Regions from separate parts of the Homo sapiens genome. Here region 2 is linked to region 1. Evidence: chromatin contacts called from ENCODE Hi-C or POLR2A ChIA-PET data. All regions are on one chromosome and are shown on one strand. The core of a region is the stretch at or near the end of the contact, and the rest is flanking DNA. Distances in the headings are between cores, read along the strand shown.

The links. Hi-C counts contacts between places; a loop is a spot of excess contacts on that map. ChIA-PET counts read pairs that join two places held with the same protein, here RNA polymerase II (POLR2A). Pooled maps may share reads with other maps.
Region 2: a map of posterior vena cava shows a loop between it and region 1 (23-fold over the local background). The contact joins two enhancer-like sites. A Hi-C loop is called at or near these places in 4 of 168 maps with a recorded cell type or tissue (K562, OCI-LY7, colonic mucosa and 1 more), 4 of 37 single-sample maps with no recorded cell type and 14 of 50 pooled maps. POLR2A ChIA-PET finds 5 or more read pairs at or near these places in 6 of 52 experiments (A673, AG04450, K562 and 3 more).

The regions. Positions count from the first base shown.
Region 1 is chr12:47,989,166-47,993,519 of GRCh38, forward strand. It overlaps COL2A1 (collagen type II alpha 1 chain), which reads right to left. Exons shown (of 54, transcript NM_001844.5): 15 at 4,293-4,337; 16 at 3,713-3,766; 17 at 596-640; 18 at 63-116. Among named protein-coding and RNA genes, the nearest start is that of COL2A1, 13 kb to the right of the region's middle. RefSeq lists an enhancer at 1,049-1,098. Within about 2 kb of position 1,251, at least 2 of the 41 ENCODE cell types and tissues checked have a DNase peak (open chromatin) inside an H3K27ac peak, as active enhancers do.
Region 2 is chr12:48,158,407-48,162,310 of GRCh38, forward strand. It overlaps the pseudogene LOC100421855. Among named protein-coding and RNA genes, the nearest start is that of ASB8, 2.8 kb to the left of the region's middle. Within about 2 kb of position 2,655, at least 2 of the 41 ENCODE cell types and tissues checked have a DNase peak (open chromatin) inside an H3K27ac peak, as active enhancers do.

The sequences.
Region 1 (4,354 bases), core at 1-2,500:
TTACGGGGAAAGGACAGCTTCTCGGCACCCAGAAGTTCCTGACTGGACAACAGGGCACGTACCTTGGCTCCAGGAGCACCAGGGAAGCCAGGACCACCAGCAGGACCGACAGGACCCTGGAGAGAGTAGGCGGATGAGAAGAGAGGTGAATGCCAGTTCTGGCCTCCAAAGCGAGCCACCCCGACACCTCACACTCCTTCCCTCCTCTGTACTGATTTCACTCCATATCCATTGTGGCTAAAAGGCCTTGGATGAAAATTGTCCCCATTGCCAGCGTCCCCAGGAAACTTTGCCTGGCTTCAGAAGGCAAAGCAAGTTTCTGACTACATCTGTGGTGAGAAGCAGAAACTCCTTTGACCTCCCTCCTCTAAAAAGACTGCTGAAAGGATGGCTGAGGAAAATGAGCCCATGCTTCAAAGCTTGTTATCGATATGCTCAATTGATATTTACAAACTTCTTCTCTTTCCTCCCCCTTTCCAGTAGACATCAGAGTGCTGCTGTGGTTGCACCCAATACACCCTGCAGACTGCCTTGGGCTGCTTAACGGGACTTAAAGCACAGCAACAATGACCTGCTGAGGATGAAATGAACTTACCGGAGGCCCTGCGGGGCCTGGCTGACCATCGTTGCCTCGGGCACCCTGTGAGCAAGAAGGAAGTGACCATGAGAGGTGCCCACAGGCCCTGTCCGTCCCTGCTCCCAGCCCACCCTTACAGAAAACGAAGGACACACTGTGCCTGGGGTGTCCCAGGGCAGAGCACGAGGATGGCGAGGTGTGGGCTGCAGTTTTGGTGTCTGTGCGAGTGGGTGGCCAGAAGGCAGTAATGGGCTTCTTCTAATCTTTTTTTGTTGTTGTTTTTGAGACGGAGTCTGGCTCTGTCGCCAGGCTGGAGTGCAGTGGTGCGGTCTTGGCTCACTACAACCTCCACCTCTCAAGTTCAAGCAATTCTGCCTCAGCCTCCTGAGTAACTGGGATTACAGGCATGTGTCACCACACCTGGCTATTTTTTTTATTGTTATTTTTAGTAGAGACTGGGTTTTGCTATGTTGGCCAGGCTGGTCTGGAACTCCTGACCTCAGGTGATCCACCCGCCTCAGGCTCCCAAGGTGCTGGGATTACAGGCGTGAGCCACCGCACCTGGCCCCTAATCTTAAACAAAGCTTAAATCATTTTCTCTTTTCTTCAACTTCAGTTCAGACCCCAAATATCCGTAACTTCAAGGCCAAGTGATCATTTAAAGACTGAGAGAATTGAGTGTAAGGAAATGAAACAGCGAGGCAACCATGTGGACTCAGTGCTTCCTGCCTGCTCAGGGGGAAGCGCTTTCAAGGCTTGGTTAACCTCTGTGGTTAAGGCTTGGTTAAGGCCTCCTCTTGGTTGACTCCAGGTTGCCTCTTCCTCTGGCCCATCCCCAGACAGCCTGCTCTTACGGAAAACAAAGATGCCCATAGGATGTCTACCATTGGCTCCCTGATGGGGCAGGGCACCAGCCACAGCTCAAACACTACATCTGAGCTCAAGCCCTAAGAGGCTTTTGCTTACAAAGCAAGGCAAGGTTGCCAGCTCCTTCTCTAGGACTGGACTTGGAGGGGGAGGGTTTTTTCTGCCAAGTTTGTGGTGGCACCCCTCAAATGCTCTCTCAAGGTTCCTTAAGGCCCAGGGAACTCTTTACCGAAACTCTGGGGGCCACAGGCTGGGTGGAGCTGGGCCTAGGGCCTGACTGAGCAGGTCAGGGGGGTACCTTTTCCTGCTGAGTCCTGCCTGTCAGTCTCTGCCTCTCCTTAGAAGCTAAAGAAGGATGCTTTAGGGGGAGCTCGTGTTTTAAATACAACTCAACTCTTCTTCCTGGCTGGGGTCCATTTCTCCTAACGGAGACTCTCCAGATTGGCATTTAAGAGGAAAGCAAGAGAAAACTTAGAAAAAATGTCAGCAGGAACATAAAGCTTCAGGATTGGCCACAGCCCCTCTGGGCTGGCCTGGCTGCTTCGGGAAGCAGTTCCTTGGGGAGCTCTGGAGCACCCTCTCCCCAGGGGTCAGCCAGCAGGAGGGCCCAGCCTGGGCCTGAGTGAAAGGGAGCTGCCATGCTGCTCTGAGAGGCCAGAACTAGGCTGACATCTGCCACCTCTCCCTGCAGCAAGTCTGGAGAGAGGATACAGGCCCAAGGGAGGGCACATGACCACAGCAGGCAGACACCAACCCAGCCCAGTCTCCAGGCCAGCCTTGACACTAGATCAGCACTTGGATCTCCATGAGCCTACCCCGTGTCTGGGGCCTGCACACCCCGGACACTGCACAGCCCCCTTCTGGAAGTCAAGGCTGAGAAGGCTGCTGGGATACCACAGAGCAGAGGCCTCGCAGAGCAGACTCCAGAGAGGAGTCTGATGGGAGGGGAGAGGGAGGAGTAGCAAAGAAGGGCTCAAAGGCAATGTTGTCAATCTTCTAAGCCAAATCCTACACACGCTGCCAGCCTAACTACCGTGCGGACAGGAACCAACAGAGAGAACCAAGAAGCAGGGCGGCTGTGCCCAGGAAGGAGGGAACAAGGACAGGAGATGGAGCTTGTCTTTAGCCCATGCAGACTAGGGCCACCGCAGCTCTGAGCCTCGCTAAAAGGCCACAAGCCAGCATCCTGCTAATCTGTAGAAACGGCAGTGTTTCTTGGCAGCCCCAGTGCTCTCTAATCCCCTCACACAAAGTGACCCTGGGGCAAGGCACTTCAGCAGCTCTGGCTGACAAAGGGGGGTCGAGGCTTCTGCTTATTTCACTGATCTGCCTTTGAGGGAAACTTCTGCCAAACAGACACATTAGCTGGAAAGCAGCACAACGGAGTGAAGCTGCTTTATTTTGGCCAGCCCTGCAAGGACCTGTGAGGAGGGGCCTCAGAGCTTGGGTGTTGGGGGTATGAAATCAGCAGAAAGCATAATCTTTCTTAAACACAGCTTTCATCGCATCACTCGCCTGACCAAGTGCCTACAAGGACTCTCTATTGCTAAGGAATCAGAGCTAAACGCCTCTGTCTGGCACCCTGCACCCTCCATCAGCTGCCAATCCCCTCACCCTTAATTTCCCACATTAACTAGAGGCCACCAGAGTCTAAGGCTGCAAGGCACTATTTATCTTAAGCTATTTCACCTTTCTGTGTCTCGGTTTTTTCATCCGTAAAATGGGGAGAAGAATAGAACCACCTCTCAGGATATGGAGGAAGATGAGATGAAGTAAAGCATATAGGGTATTAAACACAGGAAGTGCCTATGGAATGGTGGCCCCTGGTACTATAGCATAACATCCCTCACAGCAGCAGCCAGCATAGAGCCCTGTGAGTTGATGCTCACCTGTTCCACTTTTCTAGGGCATTTGAGCAACCAGGAAGAACAGAGAGTAGCACGGTGGTGCTATAGCCAGCTAAGTCTGTCTGTAAACTCCAGCTGGATTGCCCAGGGAGTGGGTGGTGGTTGTTGAAGGGATTACCTGATAATCTGGACTGGTTAAGAGAATCATGCTTTCACCCATCGACCCTCCCATTCCTATCCTTCCTCCTTCAACTGTGCAGACTCAGCCTGGGAAGTTTTGATGGGCACACTGGGGGTGAATTCTTAAGGGATAACAATACTCCCTATGCCTCACAGGGTTGTTTCGAGGGTCAAGAGAAACAAACCTGTAAACTCTAAAGTGCTCGGCAAATGGTGGTGTTTGGCTTTGTCAATTACTCACCGCAGCGCCAGCAGGGCCAGTCCGTCCTCTTTCACCAGGCAGGCCACGAGGACCCTGGAACACACACCAGGACAGCCTAAGCATGAGTTGGCTTTACGGTGCTCAGGGTGACCATTTCTACCTGCAGGCCCTTTGCGGATACCAGAGGAGAGGGAGGATGCCCACACCCAGGAAAACAAGGACCTCCTGATGGTGCTGGCTCCTTGACTAGCCAGGATGCCTCAGATCACACCCAACAGTTTTCTCCACAGGCGGAACACACGAATGTTCCTGTTGCTACCTATTGGGAACCTTTGTTACAAGCACACCTTGCTCCTTGCAGTAGATGAGCTTGACAAAATGTTGAGACTCAACAGAATTTTTTTAAATGGGAGCATCTTTAGTGTGATAAAATGGGTATCTTAAGGAAATGTTGGTGAAATCTTGAACAAATCATCTGTCTAATACATTTTGCTTTTTGCTCACAATCAGATGAAATCTACAACACAGAATATGAACTTTGCACAAAGGGAGCTCTTTGCAGCCATCTGATAGTCTGAAGAGTCTTTGATAAACCTTCCTGGAGGGTGTCCATACTTACCATTGGGCCCGGAGATCCGTTCTCACCCGGGGAACCACTCTCACCCTGGAAAAATGATGCAC
Region 2 (3,904 bases), core at 1,405-3,904, 170 kb after region 1:
GGAATTTTGCCAGGTAGGAATATGCCCTCCACTTCCTGCCACTGCACCATGGTGAGATCGTCCATTTTTCAAAAGAAGCTGAAATACAGATTTTTTTTAAAAAGTGAATTTTTCCAAGTTGCAAATGTTGGCAATGTTTTTATTATTATTATTATTATTATTATTATTATCATCATCATTATTTATTTTTGAGATGTAGTTTCGCTCTTCTCACCCAGGCTGGAGTGCAATGGCGTGATCTCGGCTGGCTGCAACCTCAGCCTTCCGGGTTCAAGTGATTCTCCTGCCTCAGCCTCCTGAGTAACTGAGACTACAGTCACCTGCCACCACACCTGGCTAATTTTTTTTTTGTATTTTTATTAGAGATGGGGTTTCACCATGTTGGCCAGGCTGGTCTCAAACTCCTGACCTCAGGTGATCCACCCTCCTCGGCCTCCCAAAGTGCTGGGATTACAGGCATGAGTCACCACACTGGACCACATCTCTCAAATTTCTTGGTTGGGAAATGCTGAAGTATATAAATTCTGGGAAACCATCAGCATCTTACAAATGTAAGAATGAGCGGAGTCTCCCAGGGAGTGATAAAATAGGCTCTCAATACAGGTTATTTTACTTATTTATTGAAAAACTGAGTACACTTTTATTTTACTTGGCCTGCAACTCAGTATATGCAGAAAACTACTCTATGTCACACTCATGATCAATATCTTCTTATTTCCATTTGGCATGTCATTGAAAACCTAGCCCATCACTTAGCTAAAAATCACATAAGAGACCCCTAGAGAAATCAAACTAACTTTTTTTCCCCCCAAACAATAGATCTCATCTTTATTAGTCAAATCAGTACCTGCTGATAGGGCAGTGGAGCAAGCCTGACAGTGATATTCATTAACAAAGAAGACAAAACTTATGCTTTCAAGTACAAAGATAAACTTTGAATGGCAGAGAGCCTAATCTGACTATCATCAGCCACCAAGAACACAGAAGAGCAAATAACTCAAGAAGAGAGAAGCCAAAGTGCTATAAAAATTATTCTTTTCTGTGAAATTCAGTTCCACAGCCTGTATGAGCAAGGGTCCAAAACACTGGAGAGCCAATAAAGCTGCTGGGAGGGCCCATTCATAATGGGAGATGCACTGGCTGTGCCTCCCTTGCTGTGTCCTTCCATGAGCGTCCTCCACTCTTCACTGACTTCATTTAGACTTGGTCCTCTGGTCTCACCACAGCTACCTGGGAGACTTTGAGTTGTAATCTTACAGTTTCAAGAGTCTATTTTGACTGAACCCAGGAGTAACATGCCAATCCAAAATAGAAACATTCTCATGGTACAATGGTGCAAAGGTCATTCTGTAGGTTGCATATATATAACATATATATATACACACAATATATATATTACATATGTACTATATATTACAGATATACTATATATATTACATATATATACACAATATATATATTTCTATGGAAGACAAAGCTTCCTTTTTTTTTTTTTTTTGAGATGAAGTCTCACTCTGTCACCCAGGCTGGAGTGCAGTGGCACGATCTCAGCTCACTGCAACCTCCACCCACCTCCCGGGTTCAAGCAATTCTCCTGCCTTGGCCTCCTGAGTAGCTGGGGTTACAGGCGGGCACCATCACACCTGGCTAATTTTTGTATTTTTAGTAGAGACAGGGTATCACCATGATGGCCAGGCTGGTGTCGAACTCCTGACCTCAGGTGTTCCACCCACTTCGGTCTCCAAAAGTGTTGGGATTACAGGCGTGAGCCACCGCGCCTGGCTGCTTCCTTCCTCTTTAACAAGAGAATATTGCACCCAGCATCACTGCTTTGGCTAGCTCTTTTTTCCTGTGTGCCCTCATGTGTGCAGCAATTGAACTGGCTAACAATTTCTGCATTCTTCCTGGTCTGGCCAAAATAATCTGGAAACTCACCATCTGGCCCAATCAAAGACATTGTTATTGTATGATTCACTAACATGGTCTTCATCTTCATCCTTGGGGCTAGAGCTGTAATATACTCTGTATGCTCTGGCCACGTGATTGATCTCTTCTTTCGTGCCAATCAGGCCAACCAGTTTGGGAGAAAATTCTTTCACATAATTTGCAATGGCCTTTTTTATGTCCCTCTCTGGGTCAATGGTGATGAAAAGTTAAATTTGGCAGAGTTGGAACACTATCTCACCCACAACTTGAATTATTTTTTTCTAGTTCTTCTGGACAGATATCAGTAATGACTGAAACCAGAATAAATCAACAGCCACTGACCCAGGTAGTCTTTGTCAGTTTCAGGCTCTCCAAATGTGTTGTGAGGGAAAATGGTCCCCCAGTAAAGGCTTGTTGATGCTTCACTGCTGTTCCTTCTCTAGCTTCTCTGTCTTTTCTATTTTGAATACTTCACTCCAGGCAGTAAACCTCCTCAGATAGCAAATGTGAATGCTAAAGACTTCCAAGAAATAGGCCTGGGCTTCAAGGGGCATGTGCAGTCTCTGCAGTCCTTCTGCTCAGGCCCTGACCACCTCAAGGGTGGTTGGTGGTATCACTGCCTGAGGGGCCAGCTTCCCAGGCAGCTATCAGCAAACCCCCAGTCCTGCCACACTTCCTCTTGCATGCAGAATTGCCTTGGCAACACTCTCACAGTCTACTTGGCTGGGCCCCAAAGCTCATGTCAGCCAGGCAAGAGACACCAAAGTTGGCCCATACTGATTACTTTGAAGTGCCTCAGAGAATTCAGTGCGCAACAAAAGTTGGTTTCGGATACATTCAATCATCCTTTCATCAAACATTTACTGAGCACCTACTTTATTCCAGGCTTTGTGCTCAACTCTCCAGGGAAGACAGAAATGAAGACAGACAGTCTCTTATTATCAAGGGTTGGGAGACAGATATGAACATCCTCAACTGCAATTAATGATGATTATTTCAACAACATTGTTATGTCCAAAGTCAGTGTTGACAAACAGTTCTACCTCATGGTGAGATCAAGAGAGTGAAGGAAGGAAGGGTCTGTGAAGAGACTTCTTGGGGAGAAATTTGTATGTGCTGAGTCCCTACTCTCCTCCTACCCAGAGGGAAAGGAAGTACTGATGTTGCCTAAAGAGGGGCTTCTGTGGGACCAGAGAACTTGAAGATTGTTCCCCATAGTTGTAAAACAAAAACTGCACCAGTGCTTACTTATAAATTAAAGAGGGCTGTAGCCACAAAGTAGAGGTGGCTACATTGGTATCTGTCTGGACACCCAGATTCAGGAGGGATGACGAATGTATAAATGTTTTCCTGGACCAGATGTGGGCCACATGGAAGACAGCCAACGTGGGGTTGCCTTCGGTCTATCCAAATGGGCTGTCTAGAGGTATAGGGGGACCCGGTGGCTAGAAGCCAGAAATGAACACAGGGATGCTACAATCCACAGTTTGTCACAGTCAACCACTTGCATTGGTTTTGGCCAAAGGAACTCAAGTAAGAGATCTCTGATGATGGGAATCTGCAAAGAACCTTTTAAAGCAAGCTTTAAGAAAAAGAGTCAGCTTTAACCATGTGCAAGACCCAGGTAGTACAGACCTACCCTACCAAGAAAGAAAAACCTGCCCTATCTCCTTAGCTTTCCTACCTCCTCCCACTTTTACACAAGCAGGTTCAATAGCAGTTATCTAGTGGGGGAGGAAGAAAGTTGAGGAGAAAGCTGCAGGCAGCCACCAGCCATATGCCTTACATGGAGGAGGAGGAAAAGCAGTCTTAGATTAGTACCTTAGAATGAAGACTAAAGTATTGGATTACAGTTTTGAACTGGAAATATTCTAATTACTAAATAGAGACTATTTGGTTTTTTTGTTTTTGTTTTTTGTTTTTTGAGACAAAGTCTGGCTCTGTTGCCAGGCTAGAGTGCAGTGGCACGATCTCAGCT